Regions from separate parts of the Homo sapiens genome. Here region 1 is linked to region 2. The links are chromatin contacts, found by Hi-C or POLR2A ChIA-PET in ENCODE. All regions are on one chromosome and are shown on one strand. The core of a region is the stretch at or near the end of the contact, and the rest is flanking DNA. Distances in the headings are between cores, read along the strand shown. Region 1 overlaps SCAI (suppressor of cancer cell invasion). Region 2 holds the start of GOLGA1 (golgin A1).

The links. A loop is a pair of places that touch in the nucleus more often than their neighbours do. ChIA-PET counts read pairs that join two places held with the same protein, here RNA polymerase II (POLR2A).
Region 1: a loop to region 2 is called in a map of sigmoid colon, with 2.8 times the contacts of the local background. The contact joins the enhancer-like site here to the promoter of GOLGA1 in region 2. A Hi-C loop is called at or near these places in 2 of 168 maps with a recorded cell type or tissue (B cell and sigmoid colon). POLR2A ChIA-PET finds 5 or more read pairs at or near these places in 2 of 52 experiments (OCI-LY7 and activated CD4-positive, alpha-beta T cell).

What each region holds. Positions count from the first base shown.
Region 1 is chr9:125,065,092-125,071,791 of GRCh38, reverse strand. The region is part of intron 2 of SCAI (suppressor of cancer cell invasion); the gene reads left to right. Among named protein-coding and RNA genes, the nearest start is that of SCAI, 75 kb to the left of the region's middle. Within about 2 kb of position 4,376, at least 3 of the 41 ENCODE cell types and tissues checked have a DNase peak (open chromatin) inside an H3K27ac peak, as active enhancers do; they include sigmoid colon, where a contact is called at or near this core.
Region 2 is chr9:124,938,968-124,944,873 of GRCh38, reverse strand. GOLGA1 (golgin A1) reads left to right here and starts at 3,791. Exons shown (of 23, transcript NM_002077.4): 1 at 3,791-3,903; 2 at 4,719-4,768. It overlaps SCAI (suppressor of cancer cell invasion), which reads left to right. Exons shown (of 18, transcript NM_001144877.3): 18 at 1-2,266. RefSeq lists silencers at 3,357-3,416, 3,747-4,116 and enhancers at 3,198-3,698, 3,699-4,199.

The DNA.
Region 1 (6,700 bases), core at 3,127-5,626, 130 kb before region 2:
CAACACTCCTTTTGCTCTGTGTATCAAGCAATTGTGTGTTCTTTTTTTTTCCTGCCTTTTTTCCCTTTCACTGCAGTACTTTCTGCTAGGTTGTGCTATGTCTCAGTTGAATTACTACTGGAATTTGTGTAATTGTGTGTGTTAGATAAACATCTCTCTTTTTCTGTATTTGATAGGCAAAATGATGTCTTTATAGTCTTGTGGGCAATATTTTACAAATGGCCTTCTGGCTGTGTATCACTGCTGCTCCATGCCAAAACTCCTTTGGCTTCCTTTTCTTAAACTCTCTGTCCTCATGGTATTATTCAGTTTCTTTATACATTGATCAACAAGAAGTTTGGTACCTATGCATTTCTCTTTTCATTATTATTATAACATGTAACTTTTTTTCTTTGAGTTAGAGTCTCATTTTGTCACCCAGGCTGTAGTGCAGTGGCACAGTCATGTTCATTGCAGCCTAGAACTCCTGGGCTCAAGTGATCCTTCCACCTCAGCCATCCTAATAGCTAGAACTATAGGCACACAACACCATGCCAGGCTGATTTTTTACAAAAATTTTTATAGAGATAGAGTCTTGTGATAGTACATTAGTCCATTTTCACACGGCTAATTAAGACACACCTGAGACTGGGTGATATAAAGGAAAAGAAGTTTAATGGACTCACACCTCCATGTAGCTAGGAGGCCTCACAATCATGGTGGAAGGTGAAAAGCACATCTTACATGGTGGCAGACAAGAGAGAAAATGAGAACCAAGCGAAAGGGGTTTCCTCTTATAAAACCATCAGATCTTGTGAGACTTATTCACTACCATGAGAACAGTATGGGGGAAACCGCCCCCATGATCCAATTATCTCTCGCCGGGTCCCTCCCACAACACATGGGAATTATGGAAGCTACAATTCAAGATGCGATTTGGGTAGGGACACAGCCAAACCATATCAGATATTGCCCAAGCTAGTCTTGAACTCTTGGCCTCAAGTGTTCCTCCTACCTTGGGATTACAGGCATGAGATTACAGGTGTGAGCCACCATGCCTGGCCTTGTAATTTAACTTCAGTAACATGTTGGAATAAGACAAAAAGATTGTTTTGGCCTGGTGTGGTGGCTCATGCTTGTAATCCCAGCACGCTGGGAGGTCGAGGTAGGTGGATGACTTGAGGTCAGGAGTGCTAGACCAGCCTGGCCAACATGGTAAAAACCTGTCTCTACTAAAAATACAAAAACTAGTTGGGTTTGGTGGCAGGTGCCTGTAATCCCAGCTACTCGGAGGCTGAGGCAGGAGAATTGCTTGAATCCTGGAGGTGGAGCTTGCTATGAGCTGAGATTGCACTGCTGCACTCAAGCCTGGGCAACAGGGCGAGACTATGTCTCAAAAAAAAAAAAAAAAAAAAGATTGTTTTTAGAAAATAATTTGTGTATAATTCATGATAATTTTATGCTATCCTTGATACATGAAGATGCTTCACACTGTGGTAAGGACCAGCTTTTAGAGCTCTGTCATTTGTTCCCATTATAGGAATGCCATCTGTACCAAGTGGTAGCTATTCTGTTTATACTGAATATGGCAAAACCATCATCATCACCCCTCACATATACACACATATTCAACACTTTCTGTACTTGGTATTTTTCAATTTATGCTGTTTCGGAGTGTATTTGCAACAATTTTGCAACTAACAATTTCATGGTATAGTGTAATTTATAGCACAGTTTCATATCTGTTAGTTCATTTTGTGCAACAACTTTAAGAGCTAGGTATTATTAATATTCCATTTTTACAGCTGAGACATGTGATAGTATTTTATGCTCATGCTTAATTATACAGCCATTCCATCTCTTTGTATGTTTTTTAAAAATATGAGCTCATGGCCGGGCACGGTGGCTCACGCCTGTAACCTCAGCACTTTGGGAGACCGAGGTGGGCAGATCACCTGAGGTCAGGAGTTCGAGACCAGCCTGGCCAACATGGCGAAACCACATCTCTACTAAAGTACAAAAATCAGCCAGGTGTGGTGGCGGGCGCCTGTAATCCCAGCTACTCAGGAGGCTAAGGCAGAGAATTGCTTGAACCCGGGAGGTGGAGGTTGCAGTGAGCCAAGATCATGCAACTGCACTCCAGCCTTGGTGACAAGAGCAAGACGACGTCTCAAAAAAAAAAAAAAAAAAAAAAAGACCGGGTGCAATGGCTGACGCCTGTAATCCCAGCACTTTGGGAGGCTGAGGCGGGCGGATCACAAGGTCAGGAGATCGAGACCATCCTGGCCAACATGGTGAAACCCCGTCTCTACTAAAAATACAAAAATATTAGCCGGGCGTGGTGGTGGGCGCCTGTAGTCCCAGCTACTCGGGAGGCTGAGGCAGAAGAATGGCATGAACCCCAGAGGCGGAGCTTGCAGTGAGCCAAGATCACGCCACTGGACTCCAGCCTGGGCGACAGAGCAAGACTCCGTCTCAAAAAAAAAAAAATCTGAGCTCATAACAAAATGATCCCTTTCTTAGCATGTGATTTCCATAAATGCTCTCCTTTCTTTGTCAGAATAAATTTTTTTGTTTTTTAATTTTTCTTTTCTTGAGATGGAGTCTCACTCTGTCTCCCAGGCTGGAGTGCAGTGGCATGATCTTGGCTCACTGCAACCTCTGCCTCTCGGGTTAAAGTGATTCTCCTGCCTCAGCCTCCCGAGTAGCTAGGGTTACAGGTGCATGCCACCAGGCCTGGCTAATTTTTTGTATTTTTAGTAGAGACAGGAGTTTCACCATGTTGACCAGGTTGGTCTTGAACTCCTGACCACAAGTTTTCCAACCGCCTTGGCCTCTCAAAGTGCTGGGATTATAGGCGTGAGGCACCGCGCCTGGTCAAATTTTTTGTTATATTTTTATTTTCTTTCCTATGTACTTCCTTTCTTTTCTCTGCCTGTTTACCTTTTCAGTCTGATCACAGAGTTGTTCCTTATGTTTTTGAAACATCACTAACTGCAGAATAATAACGATGGTGATATTATATATTATGTAGTGTTTTCAAACTGATTTTACAGCTGAAATCTTATTTTTATCTTCACAACAGGTATCTGAGGTAAGCAAGCCAAGTGTAAATTTATTTTTAATTTTTTTATAAAAAATTTTTAGAGAATAATTGAGATGGGGTTTTGCCATGTTATTCAGGCTGGTCTTGAACTCCTGGCTTCAAGCAGTCTGTCTGCCTTGGACTCCCAAAGTGCTGGGATTAGAGGCATAAGCCACCATGCCCAGCCTCTTTGTTTTTTGTTGTATTTTTTTGTTGTTGTTGTTGTTTTTCAGACAGGATCTCACTCTGTCAGTCAGGTTGGAGTGTGGTGGCTCAGTCAGCTCACTGTAACCTCAAACTCCTGGGCTCAGGGGATCCTCCTGCCTCAGCTTCCCGAGTAGCTGGAACTACAGGTGCATGCCATCATGCCTGGCTAATTTTTTAATTTTTGTAGAGATGGGGTCTTGCTTTGTTGCCCAGGTTGATCTTGAACATCTAGCCTCAAGCGATCCTCCTGCCTTGGCCTCCCAAAGTGCTAGGATTACAGGTGTGAGCCACCATGCCTGGCTTGTAAATTTCTTGTTTTGCTGGATTAAAAACTTGCAATCACAGTGTTAACTAAAGTTATTTTTGGTTAAAATCACATAACTAAGTGTTAGCAACAGAAATACTCGGGCTTTTGTGCTATACCAAGGCCCTTTCCACTGCCATTATGACTCCACTTTATGCATACTGGTATAATGTAATGCAGACTTAACATTATTTTCTCTCAAGATTTCTTTCAGACTTTCATATTACCAACTACTTACTCAGAATTCAGTCCAGAGAGGCAGTTTTTCTTGTTGCTTTGTCACAAACTTCCTATAAAAAGTAATTATCAACAAGGCAGGTCAATAATTTGCCAAATTTTCTTTACTCAGCAAAACACATCTTTGAGCAGTTGTCCCTGCTCGTTGTTGTTTTGCTTGTTTGCCCATTTTGTAATCTGTGTAAGGACTCTATCGATGTATTATGTATCTATGTATTAGTTTCCCAGGCCTGCTGTAACAAATGAAAGGGCGTTGAACTTCATTAGTTGTCAGAGAAATGCAAATTAAGACAAAAATGAGAAATGACAAGCTGGGTGGCTTAAAACAACAGAAATTTATGCTTTCATAGTTCAGGAGGCCAGAATCCAAAATTAAGTGGTTGCAGAATTGGTTCCTTCTTAGCGACTCAGAAGGGAAATCTGTTCCAGGTCTCTCTCCCGGCTTCTGATGGTTGCCAGCAATCCTTGGCGTTCCTTGGCTTGAAGCTGTGTGATTTTGATCTCTGCCTCCGTCTTCACGTGGCTGCCTTCCTTCCTGTCTGTCTTCACATGGCATTCTCCCTTCCCTGTGTGTCTGTCTCTGTGTCTCCTCTGCTCTTTAAGGACAGCAGTCACATTGTGTTCAGGGCCCACTCTACTCCAGCATGACGTCATCTTAACTTAGGCCTTAATTACATCTGCAAAACCCCTATTTCCAAAGAAGGTCCCGTCCCGTTCACAGGTACCAGAAGTTAGGACTTCAACATATCTTTTAAGGGGGACACAATTCAACCCATTAAAATATATGTTCTTTTTCCTTTGTCTCTACTTCTATTCTTGTGATATGTTTACCCATGTGCTTCCCACAAGTGTCTGTTGAATTGATCTTGTTTATGGATTTCCAGTCTGCCCACATAATTTATATATACAGTCGTGTTGCTTAACAACAGGGATATGTTCTGAGAAATGTGTCATGAGGCAATTTTATTGTGCAAATATCATAGAGTGTACTTACACAAACTAGATGGTATAGGCTTCCTACATACCTAGGCTTCACGGTATAGCCTGTTGCTCCTGGGCTGCAATCCTGTACAGCATGGTACTGTACTGAATACTGTTAGCAATTATACAATGTTAAGTACTTGTATATCCAAACATATCTAAACATAGAAATGGTGCAGTAAAAACACAATGTAAGAGATTAAAAAATGGTTCCAAGCACAACTGCATCTTTAAAAAAAATAAATAGGCCAGGCGCAGTGGCTCACGCCTGTAATCCCAGCACTTTGGGAGGCCGAGGCAGGCGGATCACGAGGTCAGGAGATCGAGACCATCCTGGCTAACAGTGAAACCCCGTATCTACTAAAAATACAAAAAATTAGCCGGGCGCGGTGGCAGGCACCTGTAGTCCCAGCTACTCATGAGGCTGAGGCAGGAGAATGGTGTGAACCCGGGAGTCAGAGTTTGCAGTGAGCTGAGATCATGCCACTGCACTCCAGCCTGGGAGATAGAGCGAGACTCCGTCTCAAAAAAAAATAAATAAATAAATAAAATAAAATAAAATAAAAAATGGTATACCTATCAGGGCACTTACCATGAATGGAGCCTGCAGGACTGGAAGTTGCTTTGGGTGAGTCAGTGAGCAAGTGGTGAGTGAATGTGAAGGCCTAGGACATGACCATACACTTCTGTAGATTTTAGAAACACTGTACACTGAGGCTACACTAAATTGATTTAAAAATTTTTTCTTTGTTCTTGGGAATATAGAAATATACTTAACCTTTATATGTGTTGACCTTTTATCCAGAAACTTTGCTAAACCCACTGGTTAATTCTGATAATTACATATAGATTCTTTTGAAATTTCTATGGAAATGTTCATGTTATGTACAAATAATAACAGCTTATATCTTTGTTTTCTTTTTTTCTTTATTCAATACAGTATCAGAGGTTCTGGTGATAGCAGTCATTCACAATCTCAAGGGGAAAGATATCAACATTTCACTGAAAAGTATGATTTTTGCTATAGTTTTAAAATACATATCCTTTATAAAATTAATGAAGCTCCCTTTCTGTTCCTAGTTTGCTGAGTTGGTTTCTTTTTCTTAATTGTGAGCCAATGTTAAATTTTACCAAATGTGAGTTGTGCATCTGTTGAGCAATTGTAGTATGATTTTTGTCCTTCATTCTACTTGTGTGATAAATTACAGTGATTGATTTTCAAATATCAAACCAACTTTACATTCCTAAAATAAGTCCAATTTTGTCATGTCCTTTTTATATATTGCCGAATTGGACTTGCTAACATTTGGCTTAGTATATTTGTATCTATACTCATTAGTGAGAATGGCCTGTAATTTTGCTTTCTTATAATATCCCTGTTAGGGTTTGGTATCAAAATTATGTTGGCATCATAAAATGAGCTGAGGAATGTTCCTTCTTCTCTATTCTGTAAGAGTTTATGTAAGATTGCCTCTTTTTCTTTTGTCTTCTTTAGATGTTTTTTATAAATTTGACAGTGAAACCACCTGGGTGTGGAGTTTTCATTGTGGGTAGGCTTTCAATTAGGCTGTCAATGTTTTAGTAGATCTAGAACTCTTCAAAATTTCTTTGTGTATCAGGTTTAGCAAAAAGTGTTTTTCTCAGTGTTTGTCTATTTTACTTAAATGTTCACGTTGATGGCATTAAGTTATTTATAATATTCCTTTTGTGATCTTTTTGTTTTCAGCAGTGATACTCCTTTTTTTCATTCTTGATATTAGTTATTCTCTGTTGTTGTTTTTTTTCCCCCGTGGGTCATTCTTGCCAGGGTTTTATTAGTCTTTTTAAAGAACTAACTTTATTTTGTTGACTTTGTTGTGTTTCTTATTTAATTAATTTCATCTATGTAAATTTATTGCCCTCTATTT
Region 2 (5,906 bases), core at 2,542-5,041:
TCTTCTGAAGCTGTTGTGAATGTCCACTTTGCCATGATTAAAAGTTGAGATTTGTAAACATTACAATTTGAACCATAAATTTTCTCAAACATGAAATCAGTATGAATAAGTATAAAATTTGAAATGATCATACATGAGAATCCCAAAAGTAAATACTTCCAAACCATAGAGGGATAACCACTGTATTTTTAAAAAGCTTATTTCCACCCTTAAAGAAGCATGCTACTAATTGCTTTTTTTCTAAATTAAAACTATGTACTGTGGTAAATTAAAAATCTGCAGGAAAAATTGCTTAGTGTTTTAGCACAATAAGAATTTTTATTACTCAGGAGTTGGAGACCAGTCTGGGCAATACAGTGAAACCCTGTCGCTACTAAAATACAAAAAAAAAAAAAAAAAAAAAAAAATTAGCCAGGCATGGTGGTGTGCGCCTGTAATCCCAGCTACTTGGGAGGCTGAGGCAGGAGAACTGCTTGTAACCTGGGAGGCGGAGGTTGCAGTGAGCCGAGATCGTGCCATTGCACTCCAGTCTGGGTGACAGAGCAAGACTCATTCTCAAAAAAAAAAAAAAAAGGAATTTTTATTACTATTTCCTGAAGAATGGTTTTTGTTAACTTGTTACTGTATCATTAAAAAGACCTTCTAATGGTTCAGTACAATAATCTAGAACTTGATTTATGTGGCTTTTTATAGTTATCTGAATGCATTCCTTTTGCCACATAGACCATATGGCTAGTTCTCCAACTTTTTTGCTTATTTTTAATAAACCTTGCTGTTCAACAATCAGAGAAACCTTTAGATTTTGGATGATTCTTCCAGTTGAGGTAGAAACATCTTAGATAATAGGAAAGGCAAATACAAAGTCCTAACATTTTCATAGTAGAGTTTACAAGTAAAATAACTTATCCATATAGGTTATCTTCGTTGTGTAGCACCAGTATAAATAGTGATTTCATTAATCATTGAATCAGATGAAGCAGTTATAAATCACTTTTTACTTTGTGCTAAGAATTATTGTAATTTCAGGACACTTTATTATTTCCTCTGAGCAGTTTCCATTGGAAGGTTGAGTTTCCCTTTTTTAAGTTCTAATCATCACTAAAGGTTAAGATAATCAAATAGGAGTTAAAATAAGTTATGTTTGATCTTTTTCCCTTGAAAATAATGCTGAACTTATTGTCTACATTCTGATTATTAGGCAGAAATGCACTTGTTTAAATCATAGAAGTAATTCATTTGGAGGATATAATTACTCGATTTTCTAGTGGTGTGAAATACTTTTTAACAATTGTGCTTGTCTGTAACTGAAATGTTATAGAATTTTAACACTATAGGGATTATAGAGTTATATTAGCTCTCCTCAAGAGACTGAAGCACAATATTTTTCATGTAACAATTCTTATCCAAGTGCTGCTAATCTGTCGTGCAAATAATGAAGCTATTTGGTTGCCTATTTAGCTATTCACAAATCACTGTAATCTTTGAAACAATCTTGTCGTTCATTTGTATTAATATTTGGATATTGTGAGTTAATACTTTAGAAAAAAATCCATCAACTCAGCCCCGTTAGCAAAACTGTTTGGATTCATAGTTTTTATATGTGTTAACAGTAGAATAAATTTTGAAGGGGCTATTTACTACCAATGACTAAGGGGAAAATTATACTGTCACTATCATTTGACTTGAACATTTGTGGTATTGTAAAAGTCTTGTCAGTTGTGTTCTAAATTGCTTAAGCCATACGTTCTCTTAAACAGGATGTTTTTTTCTTCCTTTCCAGCAGCCTTTTTCTTCTTTGTCTGTTATGGTTAATACTCCATAGATTTTAGAAATTGAGAAGTTCTTGAAACATTTTATTTTCTTGAGTTCATCACTTTTGACTCTTGTATGAGATGTGATTTGTCATAAAAGATAGCCTTCCACTACTTCACTAAATGAATTTCAGAGTAAACACTGTGATTCTGCAGAGCGGATTCAGTAGGCTTTCCAATGTTTTCTCCTGCTATACAGTGCCTACCACCTTGAGGGCACTTCAGTACTAGAGGATGAAAACTGAAACGTTGTTTTGATGTTTATTGAATAACGAGATTAGAGAATATTTGATTTTTGTTGTCAGTGTATTAAAGAAATTTTCACATTGATAAATGTTCTCTAGGAATGTGTCTACATTCATCAGGTGTGAACTCTTGTACATGAATTTTGTACCTTGAATCCACATATATATTAAGTGTATCATCAATATAAAAATAAACATTATTTGCTTAAAGTTTTTGGTACTTTTTCGGTATTGACAGCTGAACTGTTAGGGTTTGCTTCATTCAAATATCTCAGAGGCTTTGAACTATCTTGGGGTTGATGCTTCTTGTTAGTTTGTCAATGTTTGAATCCTGGTTTTGGTTTTTTCCCTGCCCTGCTCCTGCAGGTCAGAACTGGAACACGCGAGGGAAGGGACTGTTGAAGAATTGGGTGGAATCTGCTTATTCTTGGGCTTGTGTTGAGTCTGGGGATGGAACCAGAGTTCCTTAAGGTGGAATGGCTGGCTTGGCATTGACGAGTTCAGGGACCTGACTTAGGGTACTGATTTGGACCGTGACTTTTTGTTTGAGATAGAGTTTCGCTCTTGTTGCCCAGGCTGGAGTGCAATGGCGCGATCTTGACTCACTGCAACCTACACCTCCCGGGTTCAAGCGATTATCCTGCCTCAGCCTCCCAAGTAATTGGGATTACAGGCATGGGCCACCATGCCCGGCTAATTTTGTATTTTTAGTAGAGACGAGGTTTCGCTATGTTAGGCTGGTCTGAACTCCTGACCTCGGGTGAACCACCCGCCTCGGCTTCTCAAAGTGTGGGGATTACAGGAGTGAGCCACCGCGCCCGGCCTGGACTGTGACTTGGAACAAGATAGTTTTTCCTCTTTTGTTTATTTTCCTACTGCCTGCATGATTGCTATTTATTTAAAGAGACGGAGTCTCGCCACGGTGCCCAGGCTGGTCTGGAAGCCCTGGTCTCAAGAGATCCTCCCACCTCGGTCTTCCGAGTAGCTGGGACCACAGAAGCGCGCGCCGTGCACTTTTGATGTTTTCAACTTCCTTCCTAAGCAGAAAGGAGACGGCCCAGCAGCGGATGGTGAAGCTAATCCAATATAGTGAGCTGCCACCAGCGTTTTTAAGTGCATTACATAGTAAGAACGTGGTTCTGCTGGACGTTATGTACTCGGTTGCGATATAAAACGCATCATCTACAGTAGGTGACAGGCGCCAAAGTCTAAAAACTGGTCTCAAGGTGTAAGGTCCCAGGACTAGTTTCTGGAGCTACTGGCTTGTGAGTGAAGCTGGAGGCGCAGACTTCCCGGGTCACACGGTGGCAAGGCAGCTGCCTAGGGTGCGGCGGGACCGGGCGGCGCGGGGGGGCGCCTGGCCAAGCAGTGCAGCCCCGGCCGGGTTTGTAGCCAGCACAGCACAGCGGGGCCTGTGGCACCGACTGGGTTCTTTTACTTTTGACACGAAGCCCCTCCCACTTACCACGCTCTGCACGCGCCCCTGTTAAAATAGAAAAAGACCGAGAGGCCTCGGAGACTCAGTCATCATCTGTGGCTCTGGCCGCTCGCTGACGTGGCGAACTGGGCTGAGGGAGCGCCCGGCTGGGCACCCGAGAACTCCAGCCGTTCCGGCCCAGTCGCCGCTCAGAGGTGGTAACAGTAGCCGCCAAGGCCGCGCACGGGCGCATGCGCGCGTCGGACCAACCCCCTCCCCCCACCGCGCAGTCACTTCCGGCGCGCTGGGAGACGTGCGGTTCCGGGTCGCTGCTCGGCTCGCCGGCTGGGCGGTGGGGGTTGGTGACGCGGGCCGGGGCTCACGAGAGGCCCGGGAGGCGGGGCTTTGCTGGCTTCCCAGAGAGAGGCAGGTGCGCGGGCCAGGACTCCGGGAATGCGAGCAGGCCCCTTATTCTCCCAGTGGCCTCGGTCTGTCCCCACAGCGGCCCGGTCAGGGTTGCCCGAGCCCCAAGGCGGGGGGCGGCACCGGGGTGCTGAAAGGGTGAGAGTGGGGGCGGAGGCGGGCTGCCCCGGCCTGGGAGTCTGGAGCCTAGGGTTCCGGGATTCCTCCCTGCGCGACCTTGGACAAGTCGCTCCTCCTCTCTAGGGCTCAGTTTCCTTGCTGTCAAATGGGAGAGATGTTGGATCCTTCCTTTCTTTGACAGTCCAAAGCACGGGCGGGGCTGGAGGTAGCCTGAGGGAGTGAGATCCAAACTGCCGTGGCAGGCACCTGCCTGCCTCCCTGGGGGTTAGACATCTGTCTTTACCCAATTTTGCCTTGCTTTTTGTCAGTGCACATCCGTGACCAGACGCCCAGGGTCTGGCCGGGTAAACAGTATGTGAGTGTAGTAATCAACTGAGAAATAAATACTGGCTCCAGGAAAACTTAACCTCATTCAAATTGTTTTGCTCAGGGCTCCCAGGGAGAAGTGAATTTAGGCACCCGCTGCGGTGATCAATTCTGTTCTATGCGCTTGTAAGTGAAGCTCTTAGGCAAAAAACAATTTCATAGGAGATCAGGGTTAGGGAGGGTATCCCATTGAGAGTTGTGACAGGTTTTCTTACCCCCTTTAATCCTTCTTCTGCCCCTCCTCTTCCTTCACTTCTTCCCCCTATCCCCACCCAACATTTTGGCCATACACTTGAAAAGAAATACCCAATGCATTTTATCTTTGTCTTCATGCAGGACAGAATGCTTTGACCTCCAAGCTGTTTTAAATCTAGTAGATAAGCCAGGTGAGTAAGTGGTTTACACACATTGAAAGTAAAGTTTCTGAAGAATTGTACAGCCTTAATGGAGGATCTGAAGTGGTAAGATGGCATTTGTGTATCTCAGAGCAGAGCTTAGGTATCCTCCACAAAACATGGAAAGTTAAGGTTGGAACCAGAATATTAGTGTTTTATACACCATTAGGAGGAAAAGGTTTTTGAATCTTACTTTGAATATCATGTCAAACATTCTTAAGAAAAGAAACTGTGAGGCCGGGCGCAGTGGCTTATGCCTGTAATCCCAGCACTTTGGGAGGCCAATGCAGGTGGATCATCTGAGGTCAAGAGTTTGAGACCAGCCTGACCAACACGGAGAAACCTCGTCTCTACTAAAAATATAAAATAAGCCGGGCATAGTGGCGCATTCCTGTAATCCCAGCTACTCGGGAGGCTGAGGCAGGAGAATCGCTTGAACCCAGGAGGTGGAGGTTGCGGTGAGCCGAGATAGTGCCATTGCATTCCAGCTTAGGCAACAAGAGCGAAACTCCATCTCAAAAAAAAAAAAAAAAAAAAAAAAAAAAAGAAAGAAAGAAAATAAACTCATTGGAGGTAATTTTATCAAACTCAAAACCACACAGCGTCTCTAGAAAATGTTCAAGGATATCAGATACTTATATAATAGAGTTGTCTGGTGTGTCTTCTTTTTTCTGTTACCAGCTTTTCCTATTGGACAGTTGATTGCAAACCATCCTGAAACAGTAGGATATTACACCTTTTACATATTGAATTACATATTGAATATTGAATTACATATGAATTGAATTACATGCATTTTTGTCTTCAACTTAAAGAACACTAAACTGTAGTTAAGCTTATTGGAGGAAGGATTTGAAATCATTAAGTCATGAATATATGATGTTGATGTCTGCTCTGGGACATTTTACCAAGTGTGTTATATGTCATAGCCAACATGTAATTAAAAAAAAAAAACGTAGAGATTTGTGAATCAGAGTCCTCTGTTCAAATACCAGCCCTTCCACTTAGCCACACAATCTTTGGTAGGTTACTTCATCTTCTTGAGACTGGGTTTCTTCATCTGTATATGCATATGAAGCACCTGAGTGCTTTTTAAATGTTTAGTAATTGTGTTCTATAAGTGTACATG